Regions from separate parts of the Homo sapiens genome. Here region 1 is linked to region 2. Evidence: read pairs that join two places in POLR2A ChIA-PET (ENCODE). Cell type or tissue: HepG2. All regions are shown on one strand. Each heading gives the region's core, and the rest is flanking DNA. Links, peaks and the distances in the headings are about the cores only. Region 1 has its middle 200 kb from the start of LINC01622. Region 2 has its middle 140 kb from the start of EXOC2.

Evidence for each region. ChIA-PET counts read pairs that join two places held together with the same protein. Peaks named below come from ENCODE experiments on the same cell type or tissue, not always from the same donor. Only the 100,000 strongest peaks of a DNase experiment are listed, where the experiment ranks them.
Region 1: POLR2A ChIA-PET joins it to region 2 with 42 read pairs; 4 of 35 experiments call an interaction of 5 or more read pairs at or near these places.

Annotation. Positions count from the first base shown.
Region 1 is chr6:893,152-908,605 of GRCh38, reverse strand. No RefSeq gene overlaps it. Among named protein-coding and RNA genes, the nearest start is that of LINC01622, 200 kb to the left of the region's middle. In HepG2, for the core only: no CTCF peak of the experiment used is centred there; a DNase peak (open chromatin) is centred at 7,655; H3K4me3 peaks cover 1,278 bases; H3K27me3 peaks cover 1,149 bases.
Region 2 is chr6:828,552-844,005 of GRCh38, reverse strand. No RefSeq gene overlaps it. Among named protein-coding and RNA genes, the nearest start is that of EXOC2, 140 kb to the right of the region's middle. RefSeq lists enhancers at 4,304-4,853, 13,580-14,125, 14,126-14,673 and a silencer at 14,103-14,397. In HepG2, for the core only: no CTCF peak of the experiment used is centred there; a DNase peak (open chromatin) is centred at 6,405; H3K27me3 peaks cover 418 bases.

The sequences.
Region 1 (15,454 bases), core at 2,840-10,839, 65 kb before region 2:
ACCCAAATTACTTCCAACAGACCCCCATCTCCTAATTCCATCATGTAAGGGGGTAGGGTTTCAACAGACACATTTGAGGCTTTTGAACATTCAGTTAATAACACCCACAAAAGGCTTTCTTAAGGTTCAAGAACATTCATCTTCTTTAACTTATCTGGTCTCTCAGGCAATGCTACATCACTATTCCAGAGAGACTTCTGTTTGAGAAGGCCACCCGACCATAGAAATTATAGTCATGCATCCATTGATGATAGAGATACTTTCTGAAAATTGACTTAGTTTGCCCTACCCTTGAAGAATATCAAGGTTTTATGAAACAGACCGTGGCTAAACAGCCAAAGGGAGTCCTTACATTGTAACCTGCCACTCCTCAACAGGTGGATTCTGTCCCTGGAGAAGGGACTCCACCTTGCACAAGATTTGAGCTCACAGATTCGCACTCTGGCTTGACTTAGCAGATGCACGTATAAAGCTGCACTGTCAGGATCTTGCTAGAGGAGATCAGGGATGCCACTTTTCCAGGCTGCAGTGGGGATGGCAGTCAGACCCTTACTGTGCATTGATCGGGGCTGCAGCACTCACATTTGAGTGATGATGCGGTAGTCAGGTTATCTCCAAATCTGATCCACATTCACAAAGAGGAGCAGCTTAGATGCCACGAGTATTACTACCAATAACATCTTATGCCAATAGAAAAGCTTATTAGAGACTTTTCTTATCCTTATTTTCATATTGATCTTTAAACTGCCCAGTGAAGGAAGTGAAACAAATTTTTTTTTCCCTTTTGCAAAGGTCTGGAGAGATGGAGTGATCTGTCCAGATCTGGGGAAGTAATGAGTAGGCTCAGGGAGAGAGATGGTGAAAAATCACTGCCCTGCTAGTCTCTTGGGTGAGTGAGATTGGGTGAAACAGGTTTTTATGGTAGAAAGCACAATGTAAATAGTAAGATTTTTATGGTTAATTAAGCATTTCAAATAAATCAGGACACTCAGAGAAACATTTTCCATTGCCCCAAATACCAATAGATGTGTTTGTGTTTGTTTTGTTTTAATTCATTTCTGGCTTCTTTAAGAGATATTTAAGGTGGAAGGAAAATACAACTTCATCCTCAGTTTTCAAAACTCTGCAGGTTTATATTAATATAATGAATAGAAAAAAGCTGGAGAAATGGATAAATGGTCTTCAAAGAAAGATGAAGATGCCATAAAAATGGTCCTGTTCCCAACAGTTGTCACCGTGGACGCGGGCTGCAGGGAGGCCCGGACGCCCATCCCAGGTTTCGGCCTCACCCTCAGGCTGATGCAGCGTGCCCAGCGGGGAGCAGCAGGACGGGATCTCCTTGCTGGCGTGCCTGCATCCAGCTGTTTACTGCACGTTAATCCTGAATCTGGGGGGCCATCTGTTTGAAAGATGCTATTCCAAGGTGGCCCCCTTGTGTGGCGGCCCAGGGATGGTGACTCAAGGCTTTGGTTCGGGCAGATCTGAAGGACCTATCGGTTATTTTGTCTACACAGAAGGAAGGTTACAATAAGCTGATGTCATTGTGACGGCCATTGGTCTGTTCCCGTCCGAAAGAATTCATTTTCAGCAGTGGGGGGTATCTGTTAGTTCTTTGTTTATCTTGCAGCTGAATTCTCAGCCAGGTCCATGGAATTTTGAGTCACCAACTTGTGTGCAATAATCCAGAGGATTAAAGAATTCTTTTTTTCTTCTTGATACAAAAAGGTATTTTTTTTAAATTCACAGAGGAGAAACATAATTTAATTTTTGAATATTTTCTTTAACATTTTCAAATACATGTGAAAGAGAGAGGGCTTGGCTGGCTTCAACAATTGAAACAAATGCAGCATCTCTCATATTAAAAGTGTTACATAAAATGTAAGCACAATACTACAAATGCTAATGTAATTTATTCTAATTGAGGAATTACTCTGATTCACTATAACTGTGTATAACTATATATAAATTAATGGTATTTTTAAAAGAGTGTGGTAAAAAGATATATAAATAGGAAACACTAGAAATGATAATATGATATTTATTTAATGACTATTTGATGTGTCGGAACATTTTGATTCTGAATAAATATGAGTTTAGTGTATCAGTAATATATAAATATAGCATCATCAAATATAGCAAAACTAATATAATTCAAATATAATATATAATTATATACAATTATATATTTTATATATAATATATAATTATATTATATACAATTATATATTTTATATATAATATATAATTATATTATATACAATTATATATTTTATATATAATATATAATTATAAATGTATATTATAAGAAATAATTATATATCATTATATGGTATATAATATAATAATTATATAATAACATAATTATAATTCAAATATAGTTCAAATTAAATATAGTCAAATTAATACTTTGATAACAAACTAATTAAAAATAAAAACAAGTCTCAGAGGCTTAAAATACAAAAGAATATTTCTCTGCCACGTTTGGTGAGCAGAATCAATTACTACCTTAATAGCATTATATTTATTAATAAAGAGCCTAAATAATTTTCTTTCATTTTAGAATTACTATTGCATTTCAACTTTCTTATTCAGAAACAATAAATTAGCATGGCAGAGATGGCTAATTGCCTCCTGGTTTGGGGGCATTGGTCTGAACATTTTCCATTTTCTTAATAACAAGACCCCAATTTTATTAACATTTATTTATTAAGGGCTAAGCATGACTGTGTGCTCAGCTACATTTCCTGCCTCTCTTGCAGTTCACAGTGGCCACATGATACAGTTCTGGTCAAGTGAGACTTCTGGGAAAGCCTTTACAAGTGAACAGATTTGTCTAGATTGTCCCTTTTGCCCTTTGCCATAGTCTTTCTTTGAGCCAGGAATGTGGATGTGATGGCTTGAGTGCCAGTAGCCATCTTGCACACATGACACAAAAGCTCACACCCTGTGGACTATGGATGGCTACAAAATCCCTAGAAAGGAGATTTAGAATGAACTAGAGTCCCTAATAACATCTATTGCTTATTTTCTTGTTAGTGAGACATGAACATGTATCTTCTATGAACAACTGTTATGGAATTTTCTGTTAAATACAGCCAAACGCAATTTCCACATGATACAATTAAGACAAGGAATAAACTACTAAGATGATAAAAAAAACATTGTGTTCTTCTTGTATATTTCTTGTTCATGATTATTAAATATTTTCTGAAAATCTTGGATTGCTGAAGGAGAAGCCTCAAAATGAAATTTAACCTTCCATTGTGGGCCAGTGTCCTCTACATTTAGTCTTTTTTCATACTTTTTATGAAATATGTACCACTTACAAAGGAAAATCTGATAGATGATAGGTAGATAGACAAATGATATGTAGGTAGATAGGTAGATAAATAAATAGATGATAGATAAATTATAGATTGATGATAGATGATTGATAGATTGATAGATGATAGATAATAAACAGATAAATGGTAGATGATAGAGAGAGAGAGATAGATGATAGATAGATAAATGATAGATGATAGATGATAGATAGATAATAGATAGATAATACATAATAAATAGATAATAGATAATAGGTAGATAATAGATAGATAGATAGATAATAGATAACAGATAATAGATAATAGATAGATAGATAATAGATGATAGATAGATAATAGATAACAGATAGATAGATAATAGATAGATAATAGAAAGCAGATAGATAGATAATAGATAGATAATAGATAATAGATAACAGATAGATCGATAATAGATAGGGAATAGATAATAGCTATATAGATAGATAATAGATAGATAATAGATAATAGCAGAAAGATAGATAGATAATAGACAATAGATAGATAGATAATAGATAATAGATAGATAATTGATAATAGATAGATAATAGATAAATAGATATTAGATAGATAGATATAGATAGATAATAGATCGATAGATATATAGATGGATAATAGATAGATAATAGATAATAGGTTGTAGACACCTTGGTTCCTTCAGGGCTCCTCCACTATCCTATTCTACTCCATGTCTTCCCGAAGTCGCCATTATCATGGATTTTATGTTTATCATTTTCTTGATATTCTTTTTATGTATGTGTTCTTAAGCAATATTGTTTAGTTTTGCATATATTTTATACAGATGAGATTATGCTGTTTGTATTCTTGTGTAACTTCTTTTTCACCCAACATCGTGTTTCTGAAGCTCATCCACATCGATCTATTTGGCTATAATTGATTGATTTTTCACTGCCATGTAGCGTTCGAAAGTATGAGTATACCAAATATATTTATCCACTCTCTAAACACATTTGAGTTGTCATGTCCAGTTTGGGGTTTTTACAAAGAATATTGCTATGACCATTCTTAAAATGTCTCCTGGAGCACATGTATGAGATTCTACCTGGTGTAAATATTTAGAGAGAGAGTTGCTATGTTGCAGAATTGTCACTGGACTCTGGAAAATTATTTTACAAATGAATTTGTCCCAATTTACACTTCCACCAGCATCACAGAAGACTTTCTGTTGTTCCATATGCTCATCGATAAGTATTCACTCTGCCAAGTGCAGCCTGCCAGGAGTGGGGAAAAGGCTGCCTTGGAACATAGGCCCAGCTGCAGCGTCCATGAGACTACAGTCATTGATGCACTCAGGCCACTTGTCAATCGAGCTTATCAAATCCAATCCACTGATTGGTCTTTCACTAAGGAGTCATGAAAGAAAAATGTGGAAAAGAATTTAATGTAGTGCAAAGAGCCAAGTACTGAACCACAAGTCGCATATTCAAGTTCCCGGTTAATTTATTTTCTTGGGTCTAATTTCCTCGACCTGCTCAATAAGGATGTCACACTTGGATGACTTCTGATCACCCCTGGTGGGGGTCTTCAGCTCTGAAATCTTAAAATACCTTACTTCTATTTTACAAAGCAGAAGAGAGGCTTATATTTGACAAACTGTGAGACTCACTAAGTTTCTGAAAATTTTTTACCACATAATCCCTTAATTTAGACTCTGAATTCTTCCAACTACTGGTTTAAAAATAATAATAACTTTTGCTTGAACTTGGCGACAGGCTTAAATTAAAACTTGTACTTAGTGGTGACTTGGTCATAAACCATTGCTTTATGCTGGAAACACTCAGCTTGCTAACTTATGTTGGGCTTTTTTTTTTTTTTTTACAGAGTCTCACTCTGTCACCCAGGCTGGAGTGCAGTGGCGTGATCTCAGCTCACTGCAACCTCCGCCTCCTGAGTTCAAGTGATTCTCCTGCCTCAGCCTCCTGAGTAGCTGGGATTACAGGTGCACACCATCACGCCTGGCTAATTTTTGTATTTTTAGTAGAGATGGGGTTTCCCCCATGTTAGCCAGGATGGTCTCAAACTCCTGAACTCAGGTGATCTGCCCACCTCGGCCTCCCAGAGTGCTGGTACTTACAATTCAATACAGTTCCATGTTTGCAGGGCTGAATCATTACTTCAGGCAACCCTTGCTGCCAGTGACCCCAGCCTCAGAAGGTCCCTGGACTTGATAATGCTCTGTCGTTCCCATGTGGCACTTCTTAATCCTTTTGAACTAGGGGCCTCAAATTTTCATTTTGCACTGGGCCCCGCAAATTATGTCGCTGGTTCTGGGTGTTTTGTATGTAAAATCACCTCTGTGCAAATTTCTCCATAAAACACAATCACGACAAAACCAAGAGAAAGAGGTAAATTGTTTCTAAGACAAAATGAGCAACGTTTTTGTTGTTTTTTCTTTCTTTTTTCCTTTCTTTAATTGCAGTCCACATGCAGAAATGCTGCTTTGCAGAGTTTGGAAAAGATAGCTTTACCTTTCTCCTCACCCCTGCTCCAGAGAAAAGAGTTCTTCCATAGGTCTGTTCCTAGCCACTTTAAAACAGCAGTTCTGACCAGGTGGCTCACACTTGTAACCCGGCCCTTTGGGAGATGGAGGCAGGAGGATCCCTTGAGACCAGGAGTGTGAGACCAGCCTGGGCAACAAAGCGAGATGCTGCCCCTACAAAAAGCAATTATTTCGCTATTTAGCAGGGCATGATGGGCCTGTAGTCCCAGCTACTCAAGAGACTGAGGTGGGAGGATCGCCTGAGTCCAGGAGGTCCAGGCTGCAGTGAGCCGTGATGAAGCCACTGCTCTCCAGCCTGGGCAATGGAGTGAGACCCTGTCTCAAAAATATTTTTTTAAATAGCCAGCAACTCCTACATCTCCCTACCCACGTACATGTGCTTATAAGAAGGAAAGGGTGAGAGAGGGAGGGTAAAGGGAGGGAGGAGTTAGGGAACTTACATCTGTCATCCCCTCAACACACATGCACACACACAATGCCACACACCAAGAGCTTTCTATCCACGGCATACTTGGGAATTTTCAGCGTGCTCATCATCTGATGGACACTTTATGGGAAGAGGGATTTCATTGCTTCTTTTATAGAGCATTAAAGATTTTTTTAATGTTGCTTCAGTGCTATGTACACTGGGCAAGAAATCTCCAGTGTTTCTGCATTTGTTTTAGCTTCCATTTAAGACTATTCCATTAAATAAAATTTCTTAAAAGCTGCACGTCAGTGTGTTTTGACTTAAAAGAACACGGCAATTCTTTTGATTTTGTTAATATTCCAAAAATAAATATTTGACTCATAAAGGTTAAGGAAAATTCATTCTTGTTTACAGTGGCTGCACATGTCCTATGCTCGTTCCAATTCTGGCAGCCAAGCAGCTGGCCCCTTCCACCGGAGCTCCCCGGCCAGCTGTGTGCCCAAGGTTGCTTGAAAACTGTTAAAAAGCATTTACAAACGTTCATATAGACAGGTGTTCTTGCATAAAGCAAAGCTGCCTTCTAAGAATCTAATAAGAAGGATCACACATTTAACTCCATAAAATAGTCAAAATTAAATGCAGGTAATGAAACAAAAGGGACGCCCAAACAACTTAAACAATAGGCTACTTCTGTGCCAAATCGCCTTTTGCCTCCGTCTCCCAAAGGGCTGGGTCCAGGACGTGGGATGCGCTATGGCCCTACCCAGGGGTACTCTCTGTTGGTCAGATTTCTATACCAGGAACATCTGTGCCTACAGAAAACACCTCCCTTAGGATTCGTAGGTGCTACCAAGTGTGCTAGGAGCTGGAGAAAGGGACTTCTCGTGTAGAAATGCCTCTCGTGCTCATTCACCTTGGTGGAGTATTTCATGGGGATTTCTCCAGCTGCGTGATTGAAATTATAGGGAGAAGCAGCTCTCACTGCCACATCAGGACACAGCCAGCACCAGCACATGCTGGATTCAAGCCAACGTGTTAGAAACACGCAAACTCAGGTCGCTCCATGTCTTGTCAGATCGTGTAACTTGGAATGCCTCTGCGGGAACCATAAGCCACCCACCCTTGAGCAGAAACCGAGAGTAAACATTTAGAAACTTTTCTAGCAAATGTTTAACTTTTTATATTTTGAAATAACTGCAAATTTACTGAAAAGTTGCAAAAGGGGTACAAAGAGCTTCCTTCCTGCTGTGTACTCTTCACCGGGGGGGTCCCTAATTGTTAGCATTTATCTCAATACCGTCACATTCGATGTGTGAGGACGGGGCTGGGTGGTTGTCGTGTACACCTGGGTGTTCCTGAACCAGCCAGTGAGCTGCTCATGTGACGCTGTGTCATCTGTTCTTATTAATACTACACTGTGCATTCCCTACGCACAAGGACATTGTTCTACATAAACTAAGCACAGCGTCAAAATCAAGACATTCACACGGCTCTATACAGCACTGTCACATCAACCCCCATTCAAGTTTCCCCGACGGCACTAATAGTGTTTTTCAAAGGTCCAGAGTGCAATTCAGGGTCACACGTTGCCTGTGGTTTCACAACTCCAATTCCCTTCCATCCGAAACAGTTTCAAAGCCTTTGTCTTTCACGATCTTCACTTTTTAAATACAGGTCTTTCGTTGGATAAAAATGCTCCTTGGTTTGGACTTGTCTCAGGTTTGTCACTTGTGCATTTTGGGCAAGAATCCCTTAGAAATGACCCTGTGCTCTTCTCAGTGTACCACATCTGGGGGCACTGTGTCAGGCTGTTCTTGTGTTGCTATAAAGAAACACCTGAGGCCAGGTGCGGTGGCTCACGCCTGTAATCCCAGCACTTTGGGAGGCCAAGGCAGGAGGATCACCTGAGGTCTGGAGTTTGAGACCAGCCTGGCCAACATGGTGAAACCCTGTCACTACTAAAAATACAAAAAATTAGCTGGGTGTGGCGGTGGGCACCTGTAATCCCAGCTACTCTGGAGGCTGAGGCAGGAGAATCATGGGAACACAGGAGGCAGAGGTTGCAGTGAGCTGAGATTGTGCCATTGCACTCCAGCCTGGGTGACAAGAGTGAAATTCCATCTCAAAAAAAAAAAAGAAAGAAAAGGAAAGAAACACCTAAGGCCAAGTGCGGTGGCTCACGCCTGTTATCCCAGGACTCAGGGAGGCCAAGGCAGGTGGGTCACCTGAGGTCAGGAGTTCGAGAGTAGCCTGGCCAACATGGTGAAACCCTGTCTCTGTTAAAAATACAAAATTAGGCGGGCATGGTGGTTGGCTTCTGTAATCCCAGCTACTCGGGAGGCTGAGGCAGGAGAATTGCTTGAACGGGCGGGGAGCCGGAGGTTTCTGTGAGCCGAAACCCTGCCAATGCACTCCAGCCTGGGCAACAAGAGTGAGACTGTCAAAAACAAACAAACAAACAAACAAAAACAAACAAACAAACAAAAACACCTGAGACTGGGTAATTTATAAATAAGAGGTTTAACTGGCTCATTGGCTCATGGTTCTACAGGCTGTACAGGAAGCATGGTGATCGCTCCACTTCTGGGGACCTCAGGAATCTTCTAATCATGGCAGAGGGAAAAGGGGAGCAGGCATCTCACATGACAGGAGGAGGAGCAAGAGAGAGTTTGAGGGGAGATGCCATCACCTTTAAATGACCACATCTCTTGAACTCAGAGCAAGAACTCACTTATCACCAAGGAGATGACCCAAGCCATTCATGGAGGGATCTGCCCCATGATCCAAACACCTCCCACCGGGCCCCACCTCCAACACGGGGACTCCATTTCAACATGAGATTTGGGCAGGGAGAAATATCGAAACTGTACCAGGCACCCGAGGTTAGTTTGTCCTATTGGTAGGTGAAATTAATTTATCACTTGGTTTAGAGGAGATCTGGTAGGTTTCTCCACTGTGAAGTCAGGTAATGAGTTTCTGATACTCATTAGTTGGTAAGGAATTAATGAGTATTTTGTGGAGAAAAGCTTTGAGACTTCAACAAGAAGGTAGGCTTTTCCCTTCTCTCTCATTTATTCATTCATATCAATGTGAACTCCTGAATTCCTATTTTGCTCAAAGGGTTACAAACTGTAGCGCACTATTATTTTGATGCTTAAGTGTTCCATTTGGTCAGTGGGAGTGACTTTGATCTGGTTCCTGGACTGGTTTAACAAAGCCCACATCACTTTTTGAGCACTTCCATATTTTCTGGCACAAAATAAATTCTCCAAGCTCATCTAGGATTTTCTCTGGCCAACCCTGGAGTCAGCCATCTCTCCAAGGAGCCTTGGTTCCTTTCAGTGGTGTGTGGCATTTAGAACCCAAGCTATGGGTACCAGGTGTGCTCACTGTTGCCAGGGTGTCATTGCTTCCATGCCCTAGCAGCATAGATAGAACCAGGAAATACATGGATATGCACATACATTGTAAATGCATATGTATACATATGCAAGTACATTTTATTTCTACCTATCTATTTTAAACACCATGAGCTGACAACAATACCTGCAATCCCACCCAACACTGTAGGACTTATTTTTACTCATTCCTCTTTCCATATATGTAACTTCCTCCTCCAGCAATGTGAAACATCAACTCTCGTCATCTCAAAGGACTTGTTTATTGTCTGGATTTCACCTGTGTAACAGTCTCTGGCCTAAGCTGGCTAAAAACTAGGCCCACAGGCACACATCCTCTTCCTGGCCAGGTGCAGAGCCAAAGCTCTGACCCATTGAAGGGAAAGGGGAAAGGGAGGGAGAAAGCAAAGGATGGAGGTGGGAGAGAAGAACAGGGAGCAGGGAGGAAGGAGGAAGGAGCTACTGCTGCGGAGCAAGTGGACACAACAGTTTCACGTCTGTGGAATCTCATGACAAAACCATGTGGCTTGTATTTTGGAAGCTTTCATTTTATGTTCTAGTGATTCATGTTACCGTATTTTACAAAATGATTGGTCTGCAAAGGACTTGAAGTAAAAGTCCAACACTAGCTCATCACCACGGGGAGTTTGGAAGCAATGCTCCCATCACACTTCCTTCCTCAAATAAGGAGATTGGCAAAGCCCAGCCTGGGGCTGGCACACATCCTTACGGCAGCTTCTGTGGCAGGAAATGTCTGCTGACCTCTCACCTAATATTACTGTACCATTTACATATTTACTGCACATATTATTATGTTCTCCCTCCCTCCCTCTCGCCTCTCTCTTTCTCTCTGTCTCTCTGTCTCTCTCTCTCTCTCTCTCTGTCTCTCTCTCTCTCTCTCTCTGTCTCTCAGCTAAACCAATGAGGACAGGCATCTCATCTGTTTTTCTCCAGAAAAGCACCTGGGAAAGTACCTGGTGCATAACAGTGGTGCAGTCATTAGCAACCCCCAAGGTACGCTGGAATTCAGATATGTTGGATGTCATGCCTAAGGTCAGCCCAACATTTAATGACAGAGCCTGGAAAGAAGCCCATTGTCCCAGCTCCATAAATGCCTAGACGGGTTCTCTTTCCACTCTTCATCCCCCTCTTAATGCTGGGTCACTCCAGCCATCGGGCTTCCTGCACTGACGCTCAGTCGCTGTCACTGCTTGAGACCAGTTCCCCATTTCCGTAGCTGCAGTTTCATAACTTCAGTGTGAATAACACCATCCTTTCAGGGTCCCTGGAAAAGAAGGACGGCTAATGTAGGTGAAGTCCTTGAACTGGAAGGCACAAATGCTGAACGTACGTGTCTGTGTGCATACAAGTTCATACGGTTATTCTCAAGATCCAAATAATTGTATGAACCTCAGCTAAGACTGACCCCTTAAAACACCTTGTCTTGAGGCAGACCTAGAGGATTGGGCTCCGGAGGCTCCACTGCACCTCCTAGAGATGCATAACTTTTTTGGCTATAAACACGGCAAGGCTACGTTTGCAGCCATGACACATGCATTTACTCCCACTATGCAGGATTCACCTTGATGAGAGAAGCCTAGTTAGAGAGGCCAAGGGAGATGGCTGCCATCTTCCCAAGGCAGGACCTGTCTGCTTGGAAAATGGCACAAGAATCTCCTTGATTCTAAACGGTATCAGGTTTAAGATGCACCACTGATTTAAAGATAACGTTTTGCAGGGTGAGGGGGGTGGGGAGGAAATACCCCTACAATAAGCTTGTACATCAGATAAAGAAGAAATACAATTACAGAGAGATTAAAATGAAGAGCGAGAGAGGCGGGGTGCAGTGGCACATGCCTGTGGTCCCAGCAATTTGGGAGACTGAAGTGAGAGAGAAAGAAAGGAGAAATTGTATCTTCAATAGAAAAAACTACCGTACAGATTCTCCTCCTGGGGAAGTCCACTTCTTTATCCAGAAGTTCACTAACTACCTGCACTGCCACCTGCCCTGCTCTGAACAGCAGCCTGTGGCCCAGGCCTTTGCGCCCTTGTCTATCTCAGGCATGGAAAGAGAATGTAGAGAATGTGAAGCCCTCACCCTTACGTGTGTTGCTCAGCCTAATCTCCCATGTTTTCCTCCTTGCAGTTTTCTTCCTCTGGGGCGAGGAGAAAAAAAAGAGAGCAGGATTCCTCATTCATCCAGTTTGCGGGGAGTGAGTGGGAGGAAGTCTAATGATGGAGGCACAGAACAAACCCACACTCACAGCTGCTTTTAGCCTCCCCGTATCTATACCCACAACACCTCCTTACAGGGCCTAGTGGTCAGTATTCTCAGTGCCTTTCCAGAAACCACACCTGGCCCCAGAGGTATGGCATGGTGCCATCTAACAGCCTAGGTAAGGTCCCCTGAGCACTGCCAAGCAAGAGGCAGTCTGTACAGCCCTAGGGTGTACGGGATTCCTAAGTGCAGGAGATGGTGCAGCTAGGAGTGCAGATGAAAGCCCTCAGCTGCCTGAAGCTCACATGCAGTGGAGGAGGGAATTGGCTGTCCAGGTGATGGAAGTGCAGGTAAGGCAGCTGGAGACAGGTAAGCCATCGTGGAAGCTGCGACCAAGCCCAGGGATAGAGGAGCAGGGCGGGGGGTTGCGGGGAGGGCAGTTCTTGCACACAGCAAAAGGTGGGGGGGCAGAGGGTGACCCCAGAGGCAGGAGAAGGGGTGTACATTCCTGAGCCGTGAACCCTGGGACAGCTGGAACTCAGGATGCAGAGGGAGGGAGATGAGGGATGCTGCAAATCATCTGTTTAGAGAGGAAGTAAGGTAGACTGAGGCCAGACCACATCAGCACGTCCCTTGCCAGGACCTACATTAGGGTAAAATAATACCAGATTTCAGTCATTCCGGGCTTCCAAGCACTTTCTTCAGACGATTCATCATTAACACCCCTAAACATCTTTGCAGAAAATTCAAAAACATGGCCTTCCGGAAATATTTGCTGCTAGACAAATGTAAAAGCCCTAAAGTGCCTATACCAAGGGGAAATGAGAACAGTCAACATCCTCATGTCCCTCCAGAAAGTGTCATCAGCTTCAGGCCCACGGGCACCCAGCTACCTGCAAGCCACCTTCGCACCAAGCTGCGGGCTCTGAAATGCACTCAGCGGAAGATGACCCTGAGTCCTGTGCAGCAAGACAGCAGTTAACTTTATCCCCAGAACTTCCTGCATGAAACTAGCTAAGATAAAGAGCCAACTCGAGTCCTCAGAACACACTGTGAGGGCACCAGGCTGTGTAGACCACCCACTCGGTGCCAACTTCACCCCCACTTCCGTTGAGGCAGGCATGTTTATTGGAAATGTAACACGTTTTTGGTTGGGGGACATTGAGTGCTTTTGAGTGATTTTCATTAGAGTATAAGGTATCTTGATTAAAGCATTTAGTTAAAATGCTTTCATGCTGTGTCTCTTGTAAAAAAAAAAAAAAAAAAGCCCGTAAGGTCTCAGGACCCACAAGGACAAGGTTGCAGTTTGTTTATCAAAAGCTTTCCCCTCCTAAGCAGAAGAAATGCCAACCCTTCACAAATGCTGTTTTGTTAGTAATTCATATCTGCCATATCCTTATAAGGGGAAAGAGAAAATATGATCTTTATATGTTTTATTTTTTAAACTGACAAATAGTAACTCTACATATTCATGGGGTACATAGTAATGTTTCCATACATATAAGATATGGTGGTCAGATTAGGGTAACCAGCATATCCATCAGATCAAACACTTATCACTTCTTTGAGTTGGGAACATTCCATATCCTCCTTCTAGCTATTGAAACTGTATATTATTGTTAACTGCAGTCATCCTATGGTGCCACAGAACACTAGAACTTTTTCCTCCTATACCTTGCAATTTTGTATCATCTTTGTGTTTTATCACTGCTAAAATGCAGGGACCCCGTGACATGGATTGGGGAAAGAGTCAGAATTTGAGCCCAGGGGTGTGGTGGCTCACGCCTGTAATCCCAGCACTTTGAGGGGCCGAGGCAGGCGGATCACGAGGTCAGGAGTTCGAGACCAGCCTGGCCAACACGGTGAAACCCCATCTCTACTAAAAATGCAAAAAAAAATTAGCCAAGCATGGTGGTGCACACCTGTAATCCCAGCTACTTGGTAGGCTGAGGCAGGAGAATTGCTTGAACCTGGGAGGCGGAGGCTGCAGTGAGCTGAGATTGTGCCACTGCACTCCAGCCTGGGTGACAGAGGAAGCCTCTGTCTTGGGAAAAAAAAAAAAAAAAGAAGAAGAACTGGAGCCCAAGGAACAATGCTTGATACATTAAAGTCTGTTCTTCAAACGATGTCCCTGGAACCCACGCTAGCACAGGAAGACAAGAATTGGAAAGGCACCGGGGCCTTGGCCTTGTTGGATGCAACAGCTGAATCTGTTTGCAGCATGCACAGGCCTGTAGGGGGCACACCGCAGGTGAATTTTTAGTGGAGGTGGTGGTAGTGGTGATGATTACGCTGATGATGATACTGATGGAGACTGTGGGGATGGTGATTATAGACTGATGTCACCTAGCCCAAAGTAGCTTTCTGAAACAGTATCAAGTTAGCATCAAGAAATGAGTTTGGTGTGGAGGCACTTCCACTGGCCCACCACACGTGGGAGAATTAAGTAACACAACCACATGGGAAGGAGCCGTGTAGCAGCCTCACACAAGTTGCTTGCACCTTCCTCATTCCAGCGGTATCATTTGCATCTCGGCCACTTGCCTGCCAGCGAGTCGTACAATGTCTAGGGCATCTTTTGCATGGTTGTCCTGGATTGCTATTTAACTCCCAGGGTGATATAAATGTCCCTATACGCATGTATTAGATGTCCAGCTAAACAGTATAATGTTTCAGAGTAGGAGCGTGTCCTTTTCCTCCCCAGAGGCTGCTTCCTACCTGAGTCGGGGCCCGGCCTAACGTGGGGGCAGTAAATACTGGATGAATGGACACTCACTGGTTAGAGAGGCAGCCCAGCCCACGCCTGCGGCTAAGAGGTAGATATGGCCCCAGGAGGAGGCCAGGGCTGGGCAGGCAAACTGGCAGCCCTGGCATCAAGCACTCGCTTGTTTGGAGTGTGCTGGGGGCACAGGCCCCGCACCAGACCCCACTAGCCTCCAGAGACTCACTGTGGGGACAGAGGAAGAAAGGGCTCTGCCCGTCCTTCTTCAGGATGGCACAGGTACCAGCAGGCTTCAACAGCTCCATGGTGCTGGGCAGATGCGCTGGGACACAGAGATGTGCTCCAGGGCCGCGTGCAGGGAGCAGCAGATGGCTTTAGACAGCTGCCCCAGGCCCGTTGGTCTCTACGAAAATATCTCAGGACTTTCATAGCTTGTTTTTTTCCTATGAAATTTCTTTCTTCTCATTTCTGTTAACTTTGCTAGTTAAACTGTCAGGCCAATTTTGAAAGGGAATAAAATCTTTGTCCCTCCTCCCATCCTGAAGCCAAAATCTATTTTGGTTCATATAAAAATGATCAAATTACACCTTTTGGCATGTTCCTTAACTAGGAAAAAATAACTTGGATTAACTAGTGCCAATAAACTAAGTATTTTCAATTAAATTCTAACATTAGTAAAAATATCAGTCATACCACTCTAAATCCTAACCAACTTTAAAACAGTATGTGTAACCCTCAAAGCAGCTGTCTGCAAAAACAGCTTCTATTACTCATATCAAACTCTGGGCAATAAAAGGAGTTGCTTGAGGGACTCCAGCAAGGGCACATGTCCGGCGCAAAGACAG
Region 2 (15,454 bases), core at 2,844-10,843:
CCACTCCATTCACCTATTGAAGGATACGTTGGGTGGCAATTATGAATAAACCTGCTCTATGTGCAGGTTTTTGTGTGGATGTAGGTTTTCAACTCATTTGAAATCCCAAGGAGTGTGATGCTGAATCATATGTTATGAACTGAATTGGGTCCCTGCTCCCTGCCCAATTCATCTGTTGAAGTCATAACCCCTAATGTGACTGTATTTGGAGATAGGGCCTTTAAGGAGGTAAGGTTAAATGAGGTCATTAGAGTGAGGCCCTAAGCCCATGGGATTGGTGTCTATACAAATAAGAAGAAACACCTGCTATCCCCCACCCCCAGACCCCCACCCACCCAGGCACACGCAGAGGAAAGGCCACATGAGGACACAGCAAGAAGGCACCATCTGCAAGCTGAGGACGGAGGCCTCACCGGGAACCAGCCCTGCTGACACCACCATCTTGGACTTCCAGCCTCCAGAACTTGTAAGAACCTAAGTTTCTGTTGTTTAAGCCACTTAACCTGTGGTACATTTTTATGGCAGCTCAAGTGGACTAATCTAACACATGGGGTAAGACCATTTACTTACTGTAAATTCCCGCCAGCAATGAGAGTTCATGCTATCTCATTGTTGTTTTAATTTGCAATTCCCTAATGACATATGATGTTGACCATCTTTTCATATGCATACTTGCCATCTGTATATATATATATATACATATATATATATATATGTATGTATCTATCTATATATATATAGGTATCTATCTATATATATATAGGTATCTATCTATATATAGGTATCTATATATATGTATATATAAGCCATCTATATATATACTTATAAATATATAGGGGGTGTGTGTGTATATATATACATATATATACATATGATGTGTTTTTTCACATCTCTTTGGGTTGTTTTGCTTCTTTTTGTTGAGTTTTAGGAGTTATTTGTGTATTTTGGATACCAGCTCTTTAGCACATATGTCTTTTGCAGATATTTTCTCCCAGTCTGTGGCTTGTGGGCACTGTTAAAACAATTTTTCATTCCCTTCATACAGGTTTCTATAAAATTGAGATATAAACACATATCATAAAATTCACCTTTATAAAATGTACGATTTCAGAGGTGTTTAGTATATTCACGAAGCTGTGCAACCATCACCACAATCTAATTTCAGAACATTTTTATCACCCCCCAAACCAACCCCATGCCCAGGAACACTTACTCCCATTTCACCTCCCCCTAGTCTTTCAGCAACCACTCACATGCTCCCTAACCCTATGGATTTGCTTATTCTGGAGTTTATATGCTGGAATCATGTAGTTACTGCTCATCTGACTCACTGATTTCACATCCCATTAGAACCATAGTTTTTAATCAAACAATTAGCTGCATCTTCAGTGAAAACAAATGGTTTTAGGCTATTTCCTTCTTTGACAAGAGTTAAAATTCCCAAGCCATGGAGTAGCTCAGGTCCCTGCAGCTCGCCGCCAAGTCTGTGAGAAACTCTGTCCCTGTCAGTGGCATTTTTGGGAGGAGGGGCATGTTTCCTGCCTAGTGAACCTCTCATCAAGTTCCAGTCCAAATAAAGCTGAAAGAGTCTTCAGATCGGGAGGCCGGAGGGCGGGGAGCTTCTGGTGAGAGCGAGGAGCTTCTGGTGAGAGCGACTCTGTCCATTTGTTGTTTCTAGTATGGGGCTTGCCAATCAAAGGAGCAAGTAAGCCAGGCCTAGCCCTGCACAGACTAAACAGCCAAAGGGCTGAGGATGGGAATTTGCTTACAAAGGGATTTCCTGCGTGGCTTAGAGGTCAGTGGCAGCGAGAAAAATTTAGTGGAGGGGCTTATTCTATGACTCAACATATGTTCCCAAATGTAAAACCCCAGACTTGCATGTGAAGCTGTAAGCAGGACACCCAGGAGGGGGGACCCTTCACTTTACCTCCACCGGTAAAGGTTCATCGCCAGCAAAATATCACACTGAGACAGGAAAGGGATCCCAATTCAGACCCCAAGAGAGGATTCTTAGATCTCACGCAAGAAAGAATTTGAGGCGAATCCATAAAGTGAAAGCAAGTTTATTAAGAGAATAAAGCAATAAAGGATGGCTACTCCATAGGCAGAGGAGTGGGATGGTCTGCTCAGCTGCTTATACTGATCGTTACTTCTACATTATACACTAAACAAGGTGTGGATTATTCATGAGTTTTCCAGGAAAGGGGTGGGCAATTCCCAGAACTGAGAGTTCCTCCTTTTTTTTTTAGACCATATAGGGTAACTTCCTGACGTTGCCATGGCATTTGCAAACTGTCATGGTGCTGCTGGGAGTGTCTTTTACTAACAGCGTGCTAACGCATTATAATTAACATATAATGAGCAATGAGGACAACCAGAGGTTACTGTGGTCCCACCTTGGTTTTGGTGGGTTTTGGCCGGCTTCTGTACTGCAACTTGCTGTATCAGCAAGGTCTTTGTGACCTGTATCTTGTGCCGACCTCCTATCTCATCCTGTGACTAAGAATGCCCGACCTCCTAAGAAGGCAGCCCAGTGCCTCTCGGCCTCATTTTACACAGCTGCTACTCAAGATGGAGTTCCTCTGCTTCAAACACCTCTGACAACACCACACGGGACACTGTACCTAGGTGTCCTGCAAAGCAACAAAACTAGATCGCATTCCCAACTGCTCGGGGCTGTATCTTTTAAGTTAAAAGAAGAAGAGAGCACATACCACGGTATGGTGCTCAGAGAGATTAGACCAGAATTTGCCTGTTCTTTTGTCAGTTTGTTTTTAAGTCGAACTGATTACTAGCAGAACTGTTTGACTAGATTTTAGTTCTTATCAATGATCAAAAATTCATTTCTTACAGAGCTGAAATAAATTGCCACAGAAAATAGTCCAAAATCACCAAGTTATCCTATAGTTAAAACATGTAAACACTGGGAGGGTAGACACTAAAAATCAGGACTTTGACTTTGGAAATTCTGAGATAAATGAGAAGCTCTCATTAGTAGGAGTAACTATCAAGAGTAACTAATTAGAATACATAATTGTGCTTTTACCAATACCTACAATCAAGGACAGTGATTCTTAAATAACCCTGGGACTTCTAAAGTATATGAAACCAATATGCCACCGTAAGAACCAACAATGGCTTACAAAAAGGAAAAATAAAAATTTGAGTTATGCAGTAACTGTAATAAATTTCGAAAGAAATGCCAGTAAAACATGTCATATGGGTTGGGGAGTTGGCCCATGAGTTGAGCAGACTAGAATCTTCCCACGGCGGCCACTTACCTTCTCCCGTAGACTCGACCTACCTGCCTGGGCAACATGGCATGTCAATAAAACATCTTCCAGAGTGGTGCATTTGTCGCAATCCATAAGCCAACATTGACACGTCATTGTTACCCAAAGTACATTAGATGTCACTCTTGGTGTTGTGCATTCTATGGGTTTAGACAAATATATAATGAATGTATCCACAATTATATTAATACTATCATACAGATCAGTTTCACTGCCCTGAAAATCTCCCGTAATCCTGTTCAGCCCTCCTTTCTCCTCCCTCCCCAGTCCTGAGCAAACTACCAATCTTTTTACTCTCCCCACAGTTTTGCCTTTTCCAGAATGTCACATAGTTGAAATCATACAGTTTGGAGCCTTTTCAGATTGGGTTATTTCACTTAGCAATGTGCTGATTCCTCCATATCTTTTCATGACATGATAGTTAATTTTGATTTTAGTGCTGAATAATATTCCATTGTCTGGTGGTGCCACAGTTTATTAATCTGTTCACCTGCTGGAGGACATATTGACTGCTTCCAAATTTGGAAAATTATGCATAAAGGGCAGCTATAAACATCCACATGTGGGTTTTTGCATGGACACAAGTTTTCAACTCATTTGGGTAAATGACAAGGAGCATGATTGCTGGATCATATAGTCAGGGTACTTTCAGTTTTGTTAGAAACCACTAAACTATTTTGCAAAGTGGTTGTACCATTTTGCATTCCCATGGGCCATAAATGAGAGTTCCCGTTGCTCCACATCCTTGCCAACATTTGATATTGTCAGTGTTTTGGACCTTATAATAGCTGTGTAGGTGTATCTCTTGTTGTTTTAAATTAAAATTCCCTAATGGCATATGAAGTAGATCATCTTTTCCTATACTTACTTGTCATTTGTGTATCTTCTTTGGTGAAGCTGCTGTTCAGATATTTCCCTGTTTTTTTTATGGGAACTCTCCATACTTTCACTAAATTTTGCTGTAAAGTTAAAAACAGCTATAAAAAAACTACTTAAAAATTTAAATAATTCTAAGAGGGACAAAAAATACAAAATATAATAAAATTCAACTGACTTTTCAACCAGACCAGTGCCTCACATCTAAATGAATATTGTGCCACCAATCCAGTATTGTGTCTTCAAACTAGAGAATTATGAAAACATCATGAATAATAATTTTTGAAGTTTCTATTTTTAGTAAACATTTGATTTACTTGTCAAAACATAATTTCCCCTGAAAGCCTTCTTGAACTCTTCTGAGCTGAGTGAGCGACTTTTCTCTCTGATCTGAGAGCATCCTGGGCATACGCATCACAGAGGTTTCCCACTGTGGAGTGATGGTGGGGTTCCTGTCTGGCTCTGCTAGAAGACTTTGAGCTCCTGGAATGTAAGGTCAGCAACTTGCTTCTCTCTGTCTCCCAAGGGCCTAGCAAAGAATCTACTAAATAACTGCTTATTGGGTTAATAACTGAGTAAATGCATTTATGTACATGCATAAATGCAGCTACAACTATGACTATTGTAATCACATCTTTCCCTAATTAATCTAAAAAAGCCAAAGCTGCTTCACACATGACTGAAACATGCTGCATGTTTAGGAAGCGATCTCTTCTACTGAAGAGCTTAGTGAAACTATTCTACATTGAATTAATCAGAGAGAAATACATATAATAAGTCACAGTGAATACATCATAAAGTGTCATGTAATATGTTAAATAATTCCTTTATTTACTGTAAAAGTCATTTTAATATATTTAAGTACGTAGCATCAGCTGCTAAGCAGAGGCTCTGCAGGGTCTTCACTAAAGAGCAATTTGTAATCAACTATTTGTGAAATTGTTCTCACAGGGTTAACAAGAATTACGTACTGGGTTCTGGACAGAAATATAATTATAATTAATCATCATCGGGCTGCACTTTGGTCCACTTTGTTGTAGCTAAAGGTCACTCAATGCTGACCATTTACATCCTCATTGTTCCTATATAGGAATCGTGTCTGACATTGGAATCATAAGGCTTTTGCTTCAGATTTACTTAAGATGTTCTTCAGACCCTGAATTCCACTGGGAATTGCTGATGCCAACCAGAGTGAAAATCCCCATGAGGAACCAAATCAGCATGAGAAGGCAGTTTCTTCATCCCCTCATCCCATAACTTCACCCTGCTCTCTTTGACCAGTCAACAATCCCCACATCCCATGACTTCACCCTGCTCTCTTTGACCAGTCAACAATCCCCACACCTTGGTCCATTCCAAACTCCTTAAAATCCCTAGCCCCGAATTCCTTGGAGAAGTGGATTTGAGGTTTCCTCCCATCTCTTTGTTCAGCTGTCCTAAGATTATTAAACTCTTTCTCTGCTGCAGTCCCCATTGTCTCAGTGTTTTGACTTGCCATGCAACTGTTTCTACAGAAGAAATTGAAAATATATATATATATCTATACATCTTTTTTGAAGCTCTTTATGCTACCAATATGCTAAGCAAATTGTTTTCTGATAAATAACTCCAAGGCAAATTTCAATTTGGTTCTGAAGGAATCATGAATTAAGGTAAATTAAATATTTGGTATTAATTAGCAAATATCAGAAAGAATGGGTTTGTAGAATATAACTATGGACAGAAACTAATTTGAATGACATAAATAATTCTCTAGTATATACTTTTGTGAGCTGATTTGTTTTACTTATTTACTTTTGGTTTGCTTTATTTTGAAAAGAAACAAACACATTTACATACCTTAGGTCTCTTAACGTTTTAAACAATATATAGCCTTCTTTGAAAAGAAAACTATTTTAACTGAGTTAGCTATCTCTGAATTAATAAATTCAAATGGCAACAAACTAAATTTAGCTTGGCTTGCTCTAAACAACTTTTCCCCCATAAAATCACTACATTAAAAGCCATGTATAACTGAACTAGTACAACCTAAAATAAAGCCCAATTTAAAAAAGTTAATTTTACAAGTCCTGACATAAACCTCAATCAGATCTTACAATTTTAACGTCCATCATTTGGACTGTAATGTAACAGAACCCAGAGGCTCTGGATTTGATGACAGGTCATTCTGTTACCAGTAGTGTGCTCTTATGTGAGTCACTTACCTTTGAGCTTTAGTTTCCTGACCTGCGAAATGTACATCATCAATGTCATCATGCATACTTTGCCTGGTGTAAGTAGACGTATTTGTTTATTGCCTAATATCCAGTAAAACACGGGCTAAGTGCACTGTGTTTTCCAAACTAGCCTGACAATAAGAACTGCCTAGCATACTTATTAAAAAATAAATAAAAGTTCCCAGAGCCCACCCCCAGACCTATTAAATCAGAATTCCCAGGGGAAAGCCCCAGTCATCTGTCTAAGTAACAAGCATCCCAAGTGATTCTTATGTTGCAAGTTTGGGAAACTGTGTTAAAGCATCTAAAAGAAGGTTATTTTTCTTTATAATGCTCATGAGCTGTTGAAGGAGTGAATACTGACCCTGAAAAAGATGCATAAAATGAATAGAATCTTACAGATCAGATTCTAAGTTCATACAAGGAAAAGATCAGTGTCGTTCTAACTGATCAAACTACATTGCTTTAAAACAGTGATTTTCCTACATTCGGATTTACTTAAGCACTGCTGCAGTAAAACCAGCCAATCTAATCCTGATGCTGTAACCAGGTAGCCTGGGGCTTTTGCACCAGGAGAAAAGGCTCCTGAGACCAGAAGCCAAGGTTGTTTCAGCCCAAGGAATGCTTATGAAGAGAGGACAGTACTGATACAAGGCAGTTCACCCGAGACTAAGAGCAAAGACCCTGGAAACCCCTTTCATCTCTGGCACGCATCACCACGCAAAAACCAAACCCCATATCCCAAGCAACGGTAGGTGAATGCCCACCCAGTGGAGCTGCCATAGGCAAAATAGCTCATGCAGCTCTTTGCAGTTTGTAATCTTTTGTCCTTTCCTTCCTCTTAGTGCTTTGCACTTCCATGCCATTCTCTTGTCCAGAAATGCCCTTTCTTGGCTTTATTCATGGGATTAGTGCATCCTTCTAAATGCTACTCCAATGTCACCTCTTCCAGGAAGCTCTCCTGAACTTTTCCCCACCCAGCGTGGGCCCCATGGTGGGTGTGGCAATGCTTCCTTTCCTCAGTGTGGCAATGCTCCCTTTCTCTTCCCATCGCTTTTTAAAGGCAGGGACTGTGTCTGTCCTTTTTGACTTTGTCTGCCCAGCACACAAATAAGCAGCCAGTGTGTAAAGGCAGGGAGGGGAGGACCAAGGGAGGGCCAAGCAAGGGGAGAGAGAGTACTGGGTGATTCACCATGAGCTGACAATATTATTAGCAACTGGGAGAGTCCAGGTGAAGTTCACAAAACTTCCCTAAATAGAGTCCATGCATGTGTTTCAGTGGGATATGTTGCCATGTTAAAAGCTTGCTCCAGCAATATTGATGGGCCAAATATGGACTGGCTGGGCTTGGAGTGCAGATTTTTACCTGAATACATATCCTAATAATACTGTTAACTGACAAAGAAGTAAACAGTAATCATTTTGTAAAGCATTAGTTCCCCTTTCATAAAATGGTTACTGTCTACCTCTTTGCCAGCGTGGAAAGTTATAGCTAGAAACTATAGCTAGTGCTGTAGAATCCTTTCAGGTCATAGAAAACAAGAATTCATGTCTTTACAGTTTTAATGACTTGTGAAGGCACAGACAAGGAGCTGGTGGAGGCATTAGGCATAGAGAGGATTTACAAGCTAGTTTAATATTTGAAAAGCCTAGATGAGTCATTGTTCAGGTTGTAGAGGTCAGCCCACACTGGGGGTGTGGGCAGAATCCTACAACATGTCTGTCATTAGAAAACTGGGGTGAAACCAAAATCCCAAGAGTATGTGAGAATATTCACAAAATCAGCTCAAAAGGGAAAGACTTTTTTAAAACATTTTTGATTCACCCAACAAGGGATCCTTGAAATGAAGCTGCAGTAGTCAAGCTTGACATTTAAAGAGGAAAGTTAAAAGACTGCTATTTTAAGACATATAAACCACTAAAATAACAACTGAGACCAGGTCTAAACATAGTCAACCAAATCTCAGAGATTAGTGTCCTTGGCCTGTCTCTGCGTGTGTCTAGCAGCCGCTGAGTGATGGCCCTGGGCTCCTTGAATGCCAAGCATAGATTCTACTCATCTTGGTGTCTCCTGTGTGTGTCTCTCTCTCCTCTTTTCTACAGTGCTTTTGTTTGGCCTTCCCACTATTCCTCCTGAATATTCCCATGAAATTTGCAATTGCTTTTCCTATCTAGCAAATTTTCTAAATGCTGTTATGGGTCTTATTTGCTGCAATGAATGGGAAGTTGCCTACATTGCTTTATATTTACCTTTTTATCCCCACTGTCCATATTTTTATATGGATTTTATTTGTATTTACAACATTACTTAATGTAAGTTTTATTTTTCCTTACAATTTGACCCAGTGGTGGTGAAATGACAGTAAACACAGATGCGGGGGGTGGTGGAGGCCCTCCAACACCCAGGCTGCATGACACAGACCAGCCTACAAGCTTCAAGGAGATTTTCTCAGTTTGATCTTGACCAAAAAAAAAAAAAAAAGTCAGCTACGACAAATGATTTTCTTTTGAAGTATTGCCTTACCAGTGGCTCACATTCAAATGTTTACTTGTCAGAAAGTTTCCTCTGTGTGAGAATCATCCTGGGATTTTGCAATAGATGAAAGATTTTGTAAATTTAGTAACATGCATAACCAAAAGCAACTGTAAAACCCTAAAATTAGGCCAGAATTACCAGTGGAACATTCACCATGCATATAATATCCCTGCAAAATCCTTCAAATGAAACTTTACACCTAAAGATCTTGAGGTGATTAATACATGGAGATTATTTCTGCTCTGCAGTGTGGTCAGGAATAAAGCTTAGCCCCTTTGATAAGGGTTTACTCAGACACCCAAGGCACAAATGTCTTTCAATAATAAAGTATTCGAAGGAATGGGGGAGGTGGGGAATCTAGAATGAATTCCAAGTAAATCCCCATTAACATATTACCATGAAGACAAGTCAGTGAACTTTAAACTAATTCATTTTTTAAAAATGAGAACTATGGAGACCAATCTTTGTGGAGTCCCATGAGAACAAAAGCCTCTCAAGTCTGTCCAGAGTCATTCCTTCTCATTGCTGACAAACACTCAGAACAGGTGTGTCACAGTGGTTGTCACCTTGCATAAGGCCTCATTTGCAGGGTTCCCTGTGTGGTAAGAAAGATGGAAAGTGAAAGGAAGGAAGGGAGGAAGGTGGGAAGAAGGAAGGAAGGAAGGAAGGAAGGTAGGAAGGAAGGAAGGAAGGAAGGTAGGAAGGAAGGAAGGTAGGAAGGAAGGAAGGAAGGAAGGAAGGAGGTGTATTAGTCCGTTCTCATGCTCCTGTGAAGAAATGCCCAAGACGGAGTAATTTATAAAAGAAAGAGGTTTAATTAACTCACAGTTCCACAGGGCTGGGGAGGCCTCAAGTATCTTACAATCATGGCAGAAGGGGAAGCAAACACATCCTTCTTCACATGGTGGCAGGAAGGAGAACTGCCGAGCAAAATGGGAAAAGCCCCTTTAAAAAACATCAGATCTCGTGAGAATCACTATCACTCACTATCACGAGAACAGCCTGAAGGTAACCGCCCCCATGATTCAATTACCTCCTACAGGTTCCCTCCCATGACGTGGGGATTATGAGAACTACAATTTAAGATGAGATTTGGGTGGGAACACAGCCAAACTATATCAGCAGGCTAAAAGACCAATTTGAATTCCAAATTTTCTGAGTTTAGATCTATTAAACTGTTAAGAGCTGTTAAGATCCTATCCCTATCCAGTTTTGACAAATTCTAAATGTTTAGAAAAATTGTTTCCAGGTCTAGAGCATAAGTAATTGGGTTGAAAGCATCCAACTAAAACACAGGCTAAAAAAGGCATAAAACCCTCATGATTAGATATATTGGACTGATGTTACTTAGGAAAGTTTTCATGTAAATGTCTGAAAAGAGAGGAGCCCATATTCAAATGATAATATATTTTCAAATTCGATTCCAACTCTCCCATCTATCAGCCAACATGTCTCCATTCATGAAATCAGTTCAAGAAATAACACCAAAAATTATTGGAAAAGTATTGCATGGTAAGTATGGTGCTAATTACTTTGAATATGCTAAGTAATTTAATTTTCACAACAAACCTTATGAGGTCAGTTTTCTTATTATCCTCATTTTATAAATGAGGTAACTGAAGCTCAAAGGTGTTAGGGAACTTATTCAAGGCACCCAACTAGAAAGGAATAGAAACTTGAGTTGAACCCAAATAATGTGGTTCTAGAACTTGTATTTTTTTTTTTTGCTAGTTTCTTATTTATTTATTCATTTATTTTAAATTTAAGTTCCAGGTTACATGTGCAGGACATGCAAGTTTGTTACATAGGTAAACGTGTGCCATCGTGGTTTGCTGCACCTATCAACCCATCACCTAGGTGTTAAGCCCAGCAACCATTAGCTATTTTTCCTGATGCTCTCCCTCCTCACACTTCACCCCAACAGGCCCCAGTGTGTGTTGTCCCCCTCTCTGTGTCCATGTGTTCTCATTGTTCAGCTCCCACTTATACGTGAGAACATGCAGTGTTTGGTTTTCTGTTCCTGTGTTAGTTTGCTGAGGATAAAGCCTTCTAGCTCCATCCATGTCCCTGCAAAGGACATGATCTCCTTCCTTTTTATGGCTGCATAGTATTCCATGATGTATATGTACCACATTTTCTTTACCCAATCTATCACTGATGGACATTTGGGTTGATTCCATGTCTTTTGTGAATAGTGCTGTAGTGAATATACGTGTGCATGTATCTTCATAATAGAATGATTTATATTCCTTTGGGTATATACCCAGTAATGGGATTGCTGGGCCAAATGGGATTTCTGGTTCTAGGTCTTTGAGAAATTGCAACACTGCCTTCCACAATGGCTGAACTAATTTACACTCCCACTAACAATGTAAAAGTGTTCCTATTTCTCCACAGCTTTGCCAGCATCTGTTGTTTCTGGACTTTTTAATACTCACCATTCTGACTGGTATAAGATAGTATCTTGTTGTGGTTTTGACTTGCATTTCTCTAATGATCAGTGACGTTGAGCTTTTTTTCATATGTTTGTTGGCTGCATAAATGTCTTCTTTTGAGAAGTGCCTGTTCATGTCTTTTCCCCACTTTTTAATGGGATTGTTTGTGTTTTTCTTGTAAATTTGTTTAAGTTCCTAGTAGATTCTGGATATTAGAACTTTGTTGGATAGATTGCAAAAACATTCTCTCATTCTGTAGGTTATGATAGTTTCTTTTGCTGTGCAGAGGCTCTTTAGTTTAATTAGATCCCATTTGTCGATTTTTGCTTTTGTTGCAATTGCTTTTGACATTAATTAATTTTTGTATAAGGTGTAAGAAAGTGGTGCAGTTTCAATTTTCTGCATATGACTAGCCAGTCTTCCCAGCACCATTTATTAAATAGGGAGCCCTTTCCCCATTGCTTGTTTTTGTCAGGTTTGTTAAATATCAGATGGTTGTATATGTGCATCTTATTTCTGAAATCTCTTTTCTGTTCCACTGGTCTATGTGTCTGTTCTTGTACCAGTACCATGCTGTTTTGGTTACTGTAGCCTTGTAGTATAGTTTGAAGTCAGGTAGTGTGATGCCTTCAGCCTTATAGAACTTATATTCTTAAATACTACTTTTAATATTTTGAGAAATTAATATTTTGAGAAATACTTTGAGATAATATTTTGAGAAATTATCATCATGGTACTGAATAAAATGGTATATATGAGCATGCACTACAGGCTGCTTGGAGTCACCAGTATCCAGTGTCTCTGATTATACTTTCTCACCCACAGGCAGGAATGTGTAACCAGTTCAGGCCAAGAAGTTGTGAGTGGCAGTGACGTGTGCATTGAATTCTAGCATGAAACTTTCCACCATTCTCCTCCCCTGCTTATAGTAGTTGAGGGAGAAGCTTCATGCTAAAGTGAGGAAGCCACAGACAGAAGCCAGTGAGGACACCGATATCTGAGAAGTGTGCCCCACACCTCCTCCCAGACCTACTTGCCCTACTATTACAGTCCTGTTCTTTTCCAGTTCTTGACCAGCCTGTTATCCACTACACATGAATCAGCATAAATTTGAAACTTGAGTCAGTGGAAAACCAGACGTATCACCCCAAATTCATCCCGCTCTATCAAATTCACAGTTTATTTTTGTGTTGATGGGTAGAATCAGGATACAGTAGCTGTTGGCACTACTTCTTGCTGGTATCACACCAGGAAGACCTCTGCTGTGCATTCCCCTTTGCCTGTCCAGGTCCATGCCCACCTTACTCCATGTTCCAGGAGCCAGACCTTTATCAAGTGCATCAGACAGACTCCCTTGCTCTCTGGCTTCCAGTTGGATTTGGCCAGCTGGTGGCAGTTATTGAAATGAGCCAATTATGGCCTCTGCAAATAGACTCCTGGGTTGTTTATTTCTTCACTGCAGGCTGAGATCTATTACCTCAAAAGCCCACAGGTGTCAAATTCAAGTTGTTGGACATCCAATTATTTTAAAAATAGCCCAACTAAGCAGATCTGGGGCTAGTTAGAGCCCATGTGCTCTGCATACTCCAGGACACCTCATCCTGCATCTGTTGGCCATTATAAGATAAAGCCTCATGGTTGCAAGCTCCCCAAGCCACTTCGGCCCTTCAGAGCTCTCCGACTTGAGCCCCCACTATCATGCTTCTGAGTGGCATCACCTGGACACGTAAGCTCCTCCTCTAATCCTCCTCTCCCCAGGAGTTCCCTTGCTCTCCTCCCCTTCTGGGTGTGTCCCTCCCATAAGCCACTGGCTAGTCTCCTGCTGTGAGGGATCCTTTATGTGATCCTATCCAAGCGCTGCCCAGTGAAGCTTGCTGGGTGTTACTGCTTCTCGTGGTCAAGTCTTCTTCTTCGGTCAGCTCCAAATCCCTTGAATCCCTTTTAAAGGCATCAGGAGAAAACTTGAGCTTGAGGGGTGAGAGAGGTCAGTGTATTCATCCTTTGAACTTTCTTTCTCCAAAATTACAACTTGGCAATGATGGTATACTTTCCCCAAATCCACAGATCTTTTGGAGGGAGGCAGCCTTCTCTGTCTAATGCAGGCCTCCTCAGGTTCTCAAAGTCATCACCTTTGCTTGCGGTTTCAGGCCTAGCATGTTATCCGTTTCTCAGTGTTGTTAGCCCTGGGGTGCTAACTATTCCTTATTTCCCTTAACCCTGCCTACCCATATGTAAATACATACTATTTAGATGGCTTGTCTGTTTCATCAAAGACCCCATTTCATACCAAGGTCCTTACTTTTTCACAAGATACATCCATTAACTAGGCCCACTGTTTTCCCTATTCTGTTCATTTTATACAGGAAACTCCCAATGAGGCCATAGATTCAGCTTGAAGGAGAGGTTATGAGGCAATAGGAAAAGGTAACGTGGTATCTGAATCCCTGTGCATGCATGCCACTTACCTGTGCCCTCTGGCACCTGCTTAGCTCCATCCCACACATACTGTTTTCTTTAATAATGAATGCAATGTGGCACAACTTTATAATTCAATTCATTGTGTAATATCCAGTTCACAATGGGCATCTACCATGTTGTCACTTGGTATCCCACGGTTAGACATTCCATCTCTGCAAGGGACAAGTAGCAAGTCAGGAGCTGCCCTGCAAGTGGAAAAGAATTGTTGTAACCACAAAAGGGCATAGCCTTCCTCTAAAACCTCAGGCATCTGCTCTGCCAGTCTCCTATTGAGACTTGCCTGTCCTTCATACCACAGCCTCACTTGCCACAGACTCCCAGTGCCATTGTGCTTGTCGGTTTATTTTCTCAAAGATTAGAACAGCTTGAAGAAGAGCTTAGAGCCATTACAGTCTTTTCTTATGCTGAGCTTACTCAGCAGGTTTACAGAGCAGCACGCTCAAATGTGGTACGTGTTGCCTACAAAATTGAAAGAGAACCACTCAGCATTGTGCCTTTTTCTCCATGGTGGGCAGAACAAGATTCAATGGTTTGTCACTCACTTTACTTCTTGCCGTTTTGCTTTGGTTTTCTGTAAGTCTCGTATCTTTCTTATTCTTTAATTCTTCCATGCTAGCTTCTTTGTGTTTAATTGATTTTTTATAGTGTATGATCTTTATTCCTTATTCATTTCCTCTTCAGAAAAGTACATTTTTATTAATAGTTGCTTTCTTAGTTGTTACCTTGGGTGTTACAATTAGGATCTTAAATTAGTAACAATGTAGTTTGAATTAATATCAATTTACAGACTCGGTACTATACAAAACTCTTTCATGCAGCTCCATTTCTCCCTTTTCAGATTGCTATATCGTCACAAATCACATCTTTAGACTTTGTGTGCCCATTAACATAGATTTATAATTATTGTTTCATGCCTTTGTCTTTTAACTCATCAAGGAAAAAAGTAAGCTGTAAACCAAAAATACAATAATACTGGTTTTAGTATTTACCTATGTAGTTACCTTTACACTTGTATTTTATTTCTTCCTATGGCAAGTTATTGCCTCCTGTCTGAATCTGAACGGTTCCCTTTAGCATTTCTTTTTTTTGAGATGGAGTCTTGCTCTGTCGCCCAGGCTGGAGCGCAGTGGTGTGATCTCAGCTCACTGCAAGCTCCACCTCCAGGTTCACATCATTCTCCTGCCTCAGCCTCCCGAGTAGCTGGGACTACAGGCTCCCGCCACCACGCCCGGCTAATTTTTTTGTATTTTTAGTAGAGACAGGGTTTCACCATGTTAGCTGGGATGGTCTCAATCTCCTGACCCCGTGATCCGCCCACCTCAGCCTCCCAAAGTGCTGGGATTACAGGCATGAGCCACTGCGCCCGGCCCCCTTTAGCATTTCTTATAGGGCAAGCCTGTCAGGAAGGAACTTCCTCAGCTTTTGTTTAGCAGAGAATGCCTTAATCTGTCCTTCAGTCTTGAAGAATATTTTTGCTGAATATGAAAAGCATTTTTTTCTTTCAGCACTTTAAATGTGTCATTCCACTGCCTCTGGTCCCATGGTTTCTGCTGTTAATATAACTGACAGTCCTTTGTATGTGCTGAGTCTGTTATCTTGCTGCTTTCGAGATTTGATTTT